Linked DNA regions of Homo sapiens: region 2 is linked to region 1. Evidence: chromatin contacts called from ENCODE Hi-C or POLR2A ChIA-PET data. All regions are on one chromosome and are shown on one strand. Each heading gives the region's core, a stretch centred on a gene start or an enhancer-like site at or near the end of the contact. The rest is flanking DNA. Distances are from core to core; before and after follow the strand shown.

Region 1 (5,408 bases), core at 2,091-4,590:
ACAGACCTCATAGAACACCATGGTCCACCTGCTTCCTGGCAGGGTGGAGATACCTCTCATGGGCCTCTCTGCACCAATCAGCCTCCTCTGCCAGAATCAAGAAGCCCTGGATGAGCTATCTAGACATCACCTGGTCAAACCCGTTCTGGAAAGGACAAGGAGAGTACTGGCACAGAAGCCACCAGGTGGTAAACATTTCCTAAAAGTTGGCTAGTGTTAACAGTGGTCTACGGTCTCAGCAACACGAAGAGTTCATCTAGAGAAGAACCAGTCATCAGGGACAGCTTAAGTCTCATCTTATGCACATATTGTTGAATTTGTGATCCTGAAGCAGTACACTGAAGGGGACTCTGAACCTAGGACAGGTTCTGGTGTGGCACACCAGCGTGGCGCAGTCTAGCATACACAGTAAGGGCTATGATGGGCAGGATGGCCCATCTGTCATCTGCGGGTCAGGGCTGATTACACATCTCACTCTTCTATCAGCCATGCCTAGCTATACCTCTGGCTTTGGTCGCTGACATCACAATGACAATCCTGTGGGGAAATTAATCCTGGTGGCCCACGGACAAGACCGTCAAAGAGAACACCATGGGATGACCACTGGGCCAGTGGGAAATAGCTCTGACCACCCCCACACAGGCTGCCTTGCTCAAAACTACTTCCCTGACATGCATCAATGTGCTAAGCCCTGTCACCTTACAACTGAAGTCTTTTTTGTTGTTGTTGTTTAAAGACAAGGTCTGGCTCTGCAGCCCAGGCTGGAATGCAGTAGCACAATCTCGGCTCACTGCAACCTCCACCTCCTGGCGCATGCCACCACACCTGGCTAGTGTGTGTGTGTTGTAGACAGGTTTTTGCCATATTGCCCAGGTTGGTCTTAAACTCCTGGGCTCAAGCGATCCACCCACCTCAGTCTCCCAAAGTGCTAGGATTACAGGTGTGAGCCACCACGACCAGCCACAGTTGTCTTTTTCCAGCTCCTGTTTTTTGTTTTTTGTTAGGGACATAGTCTCACTCTGTCGCCTAGGCTGGAGTGCAGGGGCATGATCTTGGCTCACTGCAACCTCCACCTCCCAGGTTCAAGCGATTCTGGTGTGCCTCAGCCTCCTGAGTAGCTGGAATTATAGGCGTGTGCCACCACACCTAGGTAATTTTTGTATTTTTTAGTAGAGATGGGGTTTCACCATGTTGGCCAGGATGGTCTTGAACTCCTGGCCTCAAGTGATCCACACTCCTTGGCCTCTCAGAGTGCTGGGATTACAGGTGTGAGCCATTGCACCCGGCCCATCTCCTGTTTTTCATTTGTTCCATAACTGCTGAAAATCAACCATCTACCAAGCACCAGGTAAGTCAAGAGACAGGACTCAGATACTGAGACAGGCGAAGTGGCTCACACCTGTAATTCCAGCACTTTGGAAGACTGAGGGAAAATCACTTGAAGCCAGGAGTTCAGGACCAGCCTGGGCAACATAGCGAGACCCTGTCTGTCCCAGCTATTTGGGAGGCTGAGGTGCGAGGATCACTTGAGTACAGGAGTTCAAGCTATGATCACGCCACTGCACACTGCACCTCAGCCTGGACAACAGAGTGAGATCCTGTCTCTAAAAAAATACAATAAAATATTAAACAAAACTCAAGACACTGTCCTCAAGGTCACAATAGAGAGAGGCAAAGACAATCAAGCCAGTAATTGCCACAGGGTGTGACTAGTGGGGGCTGCAGCTGTGGTTTCACCACCAATCCTGAGGCAGGGACTCACCCCTCATAGACCCTGGTGAACGCCTCATGGAACCCTGCACTGAGCCTTGCACAGGGAGCACTCACTAATAAGACACCAAGTGCCAGGAGGCATTTGAAAGATGGTGAGAAGGAGGTGTGAGAAAGCTCCAGAGTTTGAAAGGGACAGGAGCGGACCCTCCAAACACGGGGAAGCACTTTCCGCGATTTCTCTCCCTGCACTATCAATGACCAGGGCACAGGCAGCCCACGATCACTTTCGAATACAGGTGCAAAAAAGGGCAGGTGAGCCCACGTCAGCGTGTTAGCTGCCAGATCTCCAGAGGGAGGCTCACCCCCCAGGGAAGAGAAGGGTACCCAGGACCCTGAGAGCCATCATCACTTCACAGGCAGATTCCATCTGTCCCCACCCAGAGTCCACAGGAAAACAGACTTCTGGTAAAAATGCCTCGGCTGTACATTCAGCCCACCAGTTCTGAGTATCTACACGTGGACAGGCACCGTGGGTTCAAAATCAAGAAAAACAGCCAAGGCCTCTGCCCTCAGAGAGCCTTTGCAGTTTCCCTACTTTACAGAAAGTCAACCTCAGGGGAATGAAGGAACTTAGCTAGCATGTGACCCCAAGCGCAGCCCGTCTCCTAAGTCACGCTTTGCTCTGCACCCGCTTTGCCAGACAGTTCTCAGAACTCAGAACTGGCTGAGCTCATTGACTGTCCCCTCTACTGCGTCCCACAGAAGGGTCCTTCCCCAAGGTGCGCAGAAGCAGCGGCACTTACCCAGGGGCATTCTCACCCCGCGGACAGTGGAAGCCCCTCAGGGGGTGCAGATCAGAGTGCTGCAGGAGAGAGAGGGCGCTGGCTGGTGCGAAGCCGTCCGAGGTGCAGCACAGCCCACAAGGCCTAGGCAAGGAAAAAGCACGGGGAGGGGGCTTTAGTACAAGGCCCGGGGACAGAAGTCCAGACTCTGCCCCACTGGAGTGCTGGCAGCGTCTTCCATTTAAACCACAGCTAACTGGTCTGTAAAATGAAGGTTCTAACACCTACTTTTAAAAGTTATTGAGGGGAAAACGAGTTAACGGTCTCAAGGACGTGGCACAATGACTGGCACTTTGTAGGCAACAGTCAAGTGGCTTTGGAGGCTTCCAATGCCAGGAGTCGGGGGCGGGCAGCTAAAGTCGCCGAGCCCTGTTTCCCGCCATCCAGGGGCACTAAGCCTCCCCGCAGAGTAGCTGCGCGGACAGGGGGTCTGACGACCGCACGTGGCCCGCTCAGCACTGCCGCGGCCAAGGGCGCGACTCACCTGCCAGTGTCTTTCCCGAGGACACGCGAATCCTGGGGGGCTCACTCCGGCAAAGAGGACGAGACACTGCACCAAGGACAGGGCCTGACCTCTCTGGCCGCCTTCCCCGGGGCCTCAGTTTCCCCCGATGGTGAGAGTGGAGCCGACCATGCGCCCTGCTGTGGACTCACCCGGCGCCCTGGCGTCGAGTGGCGGCGGAGACCTGACAGACAGCGTGGGAAAAATCAAGATGTCTGCAGATTTCGAGAGATGGGGTGCGGTGGCGTGCGATGGCGAAGGACGGCGAGGGACGGCGAAGGACTGAGGCCACACGACAAGGAAGCTACGCTCGTTTCGCGCCGGCGGAAATACAGACGAGAGCGCGAGCTGCGGCCTAGAGCGGTAGGAACCGACGCGAGCAGTCCTGCAGCGTCCCCTGGCGGAGCGGAGGCTCAACGCCAGACTCTGGAGGACTTGGGATAATTTTCGAAAACTATCTGGAAGTTTAGAAGTAAACTTCTCCCACTTGCTTTGCTTTTCTGTTTGTTCTGAAGATGTTCCTTGGTCACTGATTCATTATTAATCTGTAGGAATGGCCAATTTTCCATGATAGGAGCTGTTACTACGATGAGGGGACTGTGCTTAGTTTGGACTTCTTTCTGCAAGGGTCCAAAGGCATCTGTCTTTGATTCACCACTGTACTCAGTACCTAGTTCAGTGACTAGCACAGTTGAATGAATGAATTCTACCCCCGCCCCATTCCTTTTTTTCTGAACAATGTCAGACCGAGATGACTGAGTCATGGCCTGAGACTGGAATGTGAGCGTGAGAAGATGAGCCAAGAGAGATGCACAGCGGGTAACTGCTTTGCTAAACTCCAGCCTCAAAGTACACGGGATGGAGGGTGGAAAGAGTCTCTGAAGCAGAAGAGACCTGACCAGACTGGCATCTGAGGAACCTGATCAGATTTGCACAGTGACAGAGACTGTAGACAGATGTCCCATGTTCCCTGCAACATACTGGAGACAATCTTGGGAGGGGACTCATGGCCCACAAATCCTCATAAGCATTGGCACTGCCTGCACCCTGGGCAGGATGTGCCTCTTCGGCCTGAGACAGCCCTGCTACTGACTCTGCCCATGTTCTGGAGTGCAAGCAGCCCACCCTTGGGCCTGATGAGGAGCCCACGCCCCACCCTCCGCCCCGCTCCAGTCAGATTCTTGGTACTCAATAGGTCAGAAGGACAAGAAAATCCAGTCCTGATCTATGCAACCATGAGGGAAATGGGGGTCCCTGAGGTGAGATCTGCTCCATATTTTGTACCTGGGAGAGGCCCATGGGATTCCCAGACTGTGAGAACACTGGGAGTCTCTGTGATGGGGAGGGGCTGTGGGATGCTGCTATGGTTTGGCTGTGACCCCACCTAAATCTCATCTGGAACTGTACTTCCCATAATTCCCACCTGTCGTGGGAGGTAATGGAATCATGGGGGTGGTTACCCCCATGCTGCGGTTCTTCTGATAGTGAGTGAGTTCTCATGAGACCTGATGGTTTTATAAGGGGCTTTACCCACTTTTGCTCTATACTTCTCCTTGCTGCCACCATGTGAAGAAAGACATGTTTGCTTCCACTTCCGCCATGATTGTAAGTTTCCTGAGGCCTCCACAGCCATGCTGAACTGTGAGTCAATTAAACCTCTTTCCTTCATGAATTACCCAGTCTCAGGCAGTTCTTTATAACAGTGTGAGGATGGACTAATACAGATGCTGTGGCTGAGAGGACACTGGGCAGGGTGGTCAGGTGTGCCCACTTGTGGCCACACAGCCCTGGTGTCCTCTTCTGCCTCCCACTCTTGCTGTTACTCTCCATGTGACTTTGGCTAAGTGACCTAACTTCTCCGCCCCGCCTCAGTTTCCAGTTATGGAAAATAGGCAGTCATAGTTCCCTGCTCATAGCGTTGCTGTGAGAATTAAATGGAATGATTTATATCAAGACCGTAGCACAGAACAAATATCCAAGGCCTAGTAGTTGCTATATTATAGTATTTCTGAGAAAGCTGAGGGCTTCTGTCACCGTAAGGACTCTGGGATTCTTTATGAAGCAGAGGAAATGTGCTGTGTTTGAAAAGTCTAAGATGGCATTGTCAGCCCGGTGTGATGGAGCAGTCCTGTAGTCCCAGCTACTCAGGAGGCTGAGGCAGGAGAATCACTTGAGCCTGGGAGGTTGAGGCTGCAGTAAGCTGAGATCACACCACTGCATTCCAGGTTGACAGAACGAGACCCTGTCTCAAAAAAGAAAAAGAAGAAGAAAGATAGCATTGTCCAATAGAAATATAACACAAGGCCGGGCATGGTGGCTCACGCCTGTAATCGCAGCACTTTGGGAGGCTG
Region 2 (5,437 bases), core at 2,239-4,738, 530 kb after region 1:
ATTCAAAGCAAAAAATACCCTTTATCATAGGCACAGAAAAACTTCCATATTGTAACACGATTTTGAGGAACATTATCTTTCTGGAAAGCTTATCATTTGGAAGTTGCAAAATACACCTTTATGTAACAAAATGATTAGACTTTTATGGAATTGTTGGCAATCAACTAAATAAATTCTGGATGCCATCTCAAGAAATATCAGTTTTAATTTCAGAGCAGTTATTTTAGCCCATTCTTTCTGAAAATAGTTAATTAGGAAGACTAAGAATCTGTTGAGACCATTCCTAGTTTGTGGAAATAAAACCACAACATCAACATGCAGGTTATTACTTAGGTATTTTCTCTAACAGTAGTCTGTGTAGGCAAAATAACCCCTTGGGGAGAGTTGGACTTTGAGAACTTTCTAAGGCAGATGAACTAATTTTCTTCCAGGAGAGTGTAGCTCTAATGATTTTAAGTGGCCCATGTAGTTGAGCAAACACTGGCCTGGGAATTAGAAAGCCCGAGTTCTAGTTTTAGTTCTGATACTAAATTAACTCATTGATTCTGACCAAGTCCTTTTAACTTCTATGTACCTCAGTTTCCTATAAGACAAGAAATTCAGGCTAGGTGTTAAGTATGGTCTCCTCCAGCTTTAAGATTATGATCCATGAGACCAGCCTGACCAACATGGGGAAACTGTCTCTACTAAAAATACAAAAATTAGCCGGGCATGGTGGCGTGTGCCTGTAGTCCCAGCTACTAGGGAGGCTGAGGCAGGAGAATCGCTTGAGCCCGGTGGGTGGAGGTTGCAGTGAGATGAGATCTCGCCATTGCTTGCCAGCCTGGGCGACAGAGCAAGACTCCATCTAAAAAAGAAAAAAGATTATGATCCAATAATACAGGCATGGCCGATTTACTGTCTCTTCATAAACAGGAAGGTTTCATTATATGAGTAATAGATAAAATAGATAAGTTATTTTATTTATTTTTTTTTCTATTTTTTGAGATAGAGTCTCACTCTGTCGCCCAGGCTGGAGTGCAGTGGCGGATCTCTGCTCATTGCAACCTCTGCCTTCCGGGTTCAAGGGATTCTCCTGCCTCACCTTCCCAACTGGCTGGGATTACAGGTGACTACTACCACACCCGGCTAATTTTTTTGTATTTTTAGTAGAGACAGAATTTCGCCATGTTGGCCAGGCTGGTCTCGAACTCTTACCTCAGTTGATCTGCCTGCCTCAGTCTCCCAAAGTGCTGGGATTACAGGTGTGAGCCACCGTGCCAGGCCATGAAATAATCTTAAAAGTGGCATTTATTTCATTTTGCCTTATATTCATGTATAAACCTTGGTTTCCGTATTTGGGCTGTTAGTAAAATAAGACAAAAATAAAACAAGGAAAAATCAATGTCATGAAGAACTAAAACTAAGCCTAAAGCATGATGTTTATCTGTATATTACTCAATAGGCACTGCTACTGGGCTACGAATGTGAATGTGCCATGGTCCTCGTCCTCAGTAAGTTCCCTGTGTAATAGTGGCGGCAGGTAAACCACAGATCAACTAAAACTAAGCCTAAAGCATGATGTTTATCTATACATTACTCAATAGGCACTGTTATTGGGCTACGAATGTGAATGTGAATGTGAATGCTGACATGGTCCTTGTCTTCAGTAAGTTCCCTGTGTAATAGTGGCGGCAGGTAAACTACAGATCAACTAAAACTAAGCCTAAAGCATGATGTTTATCTACACTCAATAGGCACTTGTTACTGGGCTACGAATGTGAATGTGACATGGTCCTCGTCCTCAGTAAGTTCCCTGTGTAATAGTGGCGGCAGGTAAACTACAGATCAACTAAAACTAAGCCTAAAGCATGATGTTTATCTACACTCAATAGGCACTTGTTACTGGGCCACGAATGTGAATGTGACATGGTCCTCGTCCTCAGTAAGTTCCCTGTGTAATAGTGGCGGCAGGTAAACTACAGGCAACTAAACTACAGGTCACTTTTCTCACAAAAGTGAGAATACAGTTCCTAGACTACAAGGGGGAATGTTTAAGTTGGATAGATAATTTAGAGCTAGCCCTTTAAGGGATAAAGATAATTTAAAGGATGGATGGAGAATTCTAGGCCGAGGGACTAACAGATATTGAGTCCCTACATTAATTACTATAAAAATAAATCAAAGAAGATTCTTACATGAACCTATGCAGGTAAATTCAGATTTTTTTCCCCCTGGTGGATTTGCTCTGAGTTGAGGTAATGAGAGCTAACATTGATTCAGTGCCTGCTATGTTTTGCACTGTTAGGTACTTTACATGTTATCTCATGTAATACCTCTTTAAACCTCATTTTACAACTAAAATTAAATGACAGCTAGGAGCTAGGAAATGGCAAAGTTACGATTCCAAGTCTGGACTGGTTGTCCACAAAAGCCCCTGCTCTTGCCATAATGATGCCACTTCTTTCAAAGAATTCAGAATTTTCTTCACAGCTTTAAAAATGCATAGATTCTGAAGCCTCTCACTTCCTTCCAATTAGTTGCCTACCTAGAAAGTTATTTCCTCCACTTGAGCTCATCACCCCTTCTTAGCGCTCCTTTGGATTACTGTAATTTCTTTTTCTTTGACCTCACCTTTCGTCTGATGGATTAGTGTAATCTTTCCCAAATTTGTTAATCTGAAGAATTCAGGAGCTTCTCAAAATGCAGGTTCCCAAGCCATGCTCCAGGACATCGATTCAGAATTGGATCAAGGCCTAGAATCTGTGTTTTTAACAAGCATTTGACTCAAGGGTATCAAATTGGAGGAAGCACTGAGTTGGTGGACTACCTTAATTGATCTACCCATTTTCAGTCTCTTCTGCCAACCCATTCGCTCCACCCCACCCCCAGTCCGTTTTTCCGTTTTGCCCTCAAGGTCCCTGAAGACTTCCATATCATTTCGCATTGTTTTATTTGGGGCACTGTGCCGCACTACCTGGGCCCACAGCAGGCGCGCAATATTTACTGACAAATACAACCCACGAGGTAGTTCCTATTATTACCCTTCAATTTGAAATTGAGAATAAAACAGAAGTCGACAAGTTGAGGTAGCTTGTGACATCAGTATTTCGTATTTAATCCAGAAAGCACTGCTTCAACGCCCAGTGCGTGCAAGGTTCCACTCTCGGGCCAGCGGTCCTCTCCCAAAGCCCGTTCTTCCTAAGTGTGCGGCCGCCATCCAGGACACGCCACGCTCGTAAAAGGTCACCTGAAGCATCTACCCTCCACGCTCAAGAGGTAGGCGGAGGAGCGCGCCCTTTTCTCCAAAATGGCTGAGCAGGGTCACGTGGGCTCGGGGGCGGGGCCGGTGCGCTCGCCGGAGCCTGGAAGTGGGTCACGTGGCTCAGACGGGGGCGGTAGCTGTGGGGGCGTGGCCGTCACACGGCGCGATCCGTCTGGGCAGCGGCTCTTCGGGGGCCACGCCCTCCGGGCCCTGGGGGCCTAGCGCGCGACGGTGGGGTGGAGCTAGCCTCGTGACCTTTTACCCCAACATGGCTGCGCCCGTGGGACCGGTGAAGTTCTGGCGACCCGGTAAGGCCCTTGGTGGAACGCTGGGCAGATGCGGCGGCCTGACTTCGGTCTTGGCGCCGCGGCCGGCGCCCTGGGGCCAGCAGACCTGCTCGCAGGCCTGACCTCGGCGAGCTGGGCGCTGCCGCCTCTGTGCGGGGGGAGCTCTGGCTCAGGCTCCCCAGTGGTCCCGAGGGATTTGGGGGTGCTCCCCTAGCGTGAGCAGAAACTCTTTGTGACCTTGTTAAAGTGGTCCAGCCTCCTCAGGCCTCGTCTTCCTCGTTACTGATGCTTGTCCTGCCCACCCCGCGAGATGGGGAATCCTAAAGCTCCCTCTCGTGTCTCGTTAGCGCCCTGGGGTTGCGCTGTGGCCCGACAGACAATGCTGCTCGCTGCTGGAGGCTTGCAAGCCCAAGTTATGGAGTCAGACTGTCCGGGTTCGAATTTTCGTCTCTGCCTTGTAGTAGGGTGACCTTGGGCGAGTCACTTAATGCCTCTGAGCCATGACTTCTTTACCTGTAAAGTGGGCAGAACAATAGCTTCTATGCTGTGGGCTTAAATGACAAGCAGAACGCGTTGTCAGACTTAGAATAAATGCTCAAAAAAAGGGAAAGTGTGTTATTTTCTTTTAGGATAATTGTTGTCCACTCCGAATGTCTACTAGAAAAGGGAACAGTCCTTCATATTGGCTGCCAGCCACTTCCTCTCTTACAGACTAACACGAATCACAATCACAAAATGCTTTACTTGTTTTGTCTTGATATTTACTCATTAATCAGGTTTTTACTGAATGTGCATATGCCAGACCGTACTAGATGCATTACTTCCTCTCTGCAAACAGTTTCTTGTAAAAAACAAAAGTTTTTAAATTACAGCTACCAGCTTGATTTTTTTCTACCACCTGCACCCCTGCAGGTCTGGATGTGCAAAGTATATTGCAGCAAAAATGAAATGACACCAAGAATGTAATATAAGCAAAGCTTTTAATTTTTCAGTGGTTCTCTGAAATTCTGACCATGCATATAAGTGATGTGAGAGATAAACCCAAGCAAGAGATATGTTTAATGCTTTTTAAAAATTTGTAGTCTGTCACTTGACAGTTTTATGGTTCAGCATTTCAAGTCATCAGCCAATTATCCATCCTGAGTTTTATTTGCATCCAAAACTAGGAACTTACTAAGTAATGAATACTTTTAATTTATTCACGCTTTTAGTAACAGGTGAAAGTGTTAGGTATAATAAAGAGCTGAATTAATTGTTTGAAATCAGACCAGGGTACTATTTTGGTTAAAGAACGTGGAATTACTCTTAAGAGTTCTATTTCATTATTTAGTTCATCCATTGAGGGTACACTTATTGAAAACCTAATCCTGTGTTCAGGAGACAAATACAGATGCTCAGGGCTCTGCTCTCAAGTTACTGTCTCTCTCTTAATTGAATATAAAGTTAGATGTCCTCTAGAAGAGATTTTACAATGAGACAGAGTAAGGTGGTGGTAAAGAAGATGAGCTCTAGAGTCAGACTGCAGTGCCCATCATGTCTACCACTTACTAAGTTGATGACTTGATAGTCACTTAAATTCTCAAAGTCTCAGTTACTCCATCTGTAAATTGGGTATAATACCTACCCTACCCAAAGTAGTGTTGTGAGGTTTAAATGAGAATAACACACAACAGGATCTTGGCACTAGATAGGTTACTATTATAATTATATGGAAGTATGGAAGAGGGAGGGAAAGTTGAATGTATGGATAAGAAATACTTCATTAAGGTGGTATTTTTGGAGTGAACATTAAAGGATGAATAAGGTTTTGTTTCATAGAGAAATGGAACTCGAAGCAAAGGGTGCAGCATGAACAAAGGCAGAATGGGATTTGTGCCTTTAGAATGTCCAGAAAGCCAAAATAACA

The links. A loop is a pair of places that touch in the nucleus more often than their neighbours do. ChIA-PET counts read pairs that join two places held with the same protein, here RNA polymerase II (POLR2A). Pooled maps may share reads with other maps.
Region 2: a map of CD4-positive, alpha-beta T cell shows a loop between it and region 1 (5-fold over the local background). The contact joins the promoter of DHX35 here to the promoter of SNHG17 in region 1. A Hi-C loop is called at or near these places in 3 of 168 maps with a recorded cell type or tissue (CD4-positive, alpha-beta T cell, CD8-positive, alpha-beta T cell and OCI-LY7), 1 of 37 single-sample maps with no recorded cell type and 11 of 50 pooled maps. POLR2A ChIA-PET finds 5 or more read pairs at or near these places in 8 of 52 experiments (CD4-positive, alpha-beta T cell, MCF 10A, PC-3 and 4 more).

The regions. Positions count from the first base shown.
Region 1 is chr20:38,431,988-38,437,395 of GRCh38, forward strand. SNHG17 (small nucleolar RNA host gene 17) reads right to left here and starts at 3,341. Exons shown (of 8, transcript NR_185934.1): 1 at 3,040-3,341; 2 at 2,517-2,639. LOC124904958 reads left to right here. Exons shown (of 3, transcript XM_047440636.1): 2 at 2,476-2,618; 3 at 2,855-4,729. The coding sequence ends at 3,501. SNORA71D (small nucleolar RNA, H/ACA box 71D) reads right to left here and starts at 2,012; the gene lies at 1,875-2,012. RefSeq lists enhancers at 1,734-1,813, 3,094-3,383, 3,404-3,463.
Region 2 is chr20:38,958,856-38,964,292 of GRCh38, forward strand. It overlaps DHX35 (DEAH-box helicase 35), which reads left to right and starts at 3,489. Exons shown (of 22, transcript NM_021931.4): 1 at 3,489-3,552. The coding sequence starts at 3,513. RefSeq lists a silencer at 3,354-3,473 and an enhancer at 3,514-3,823.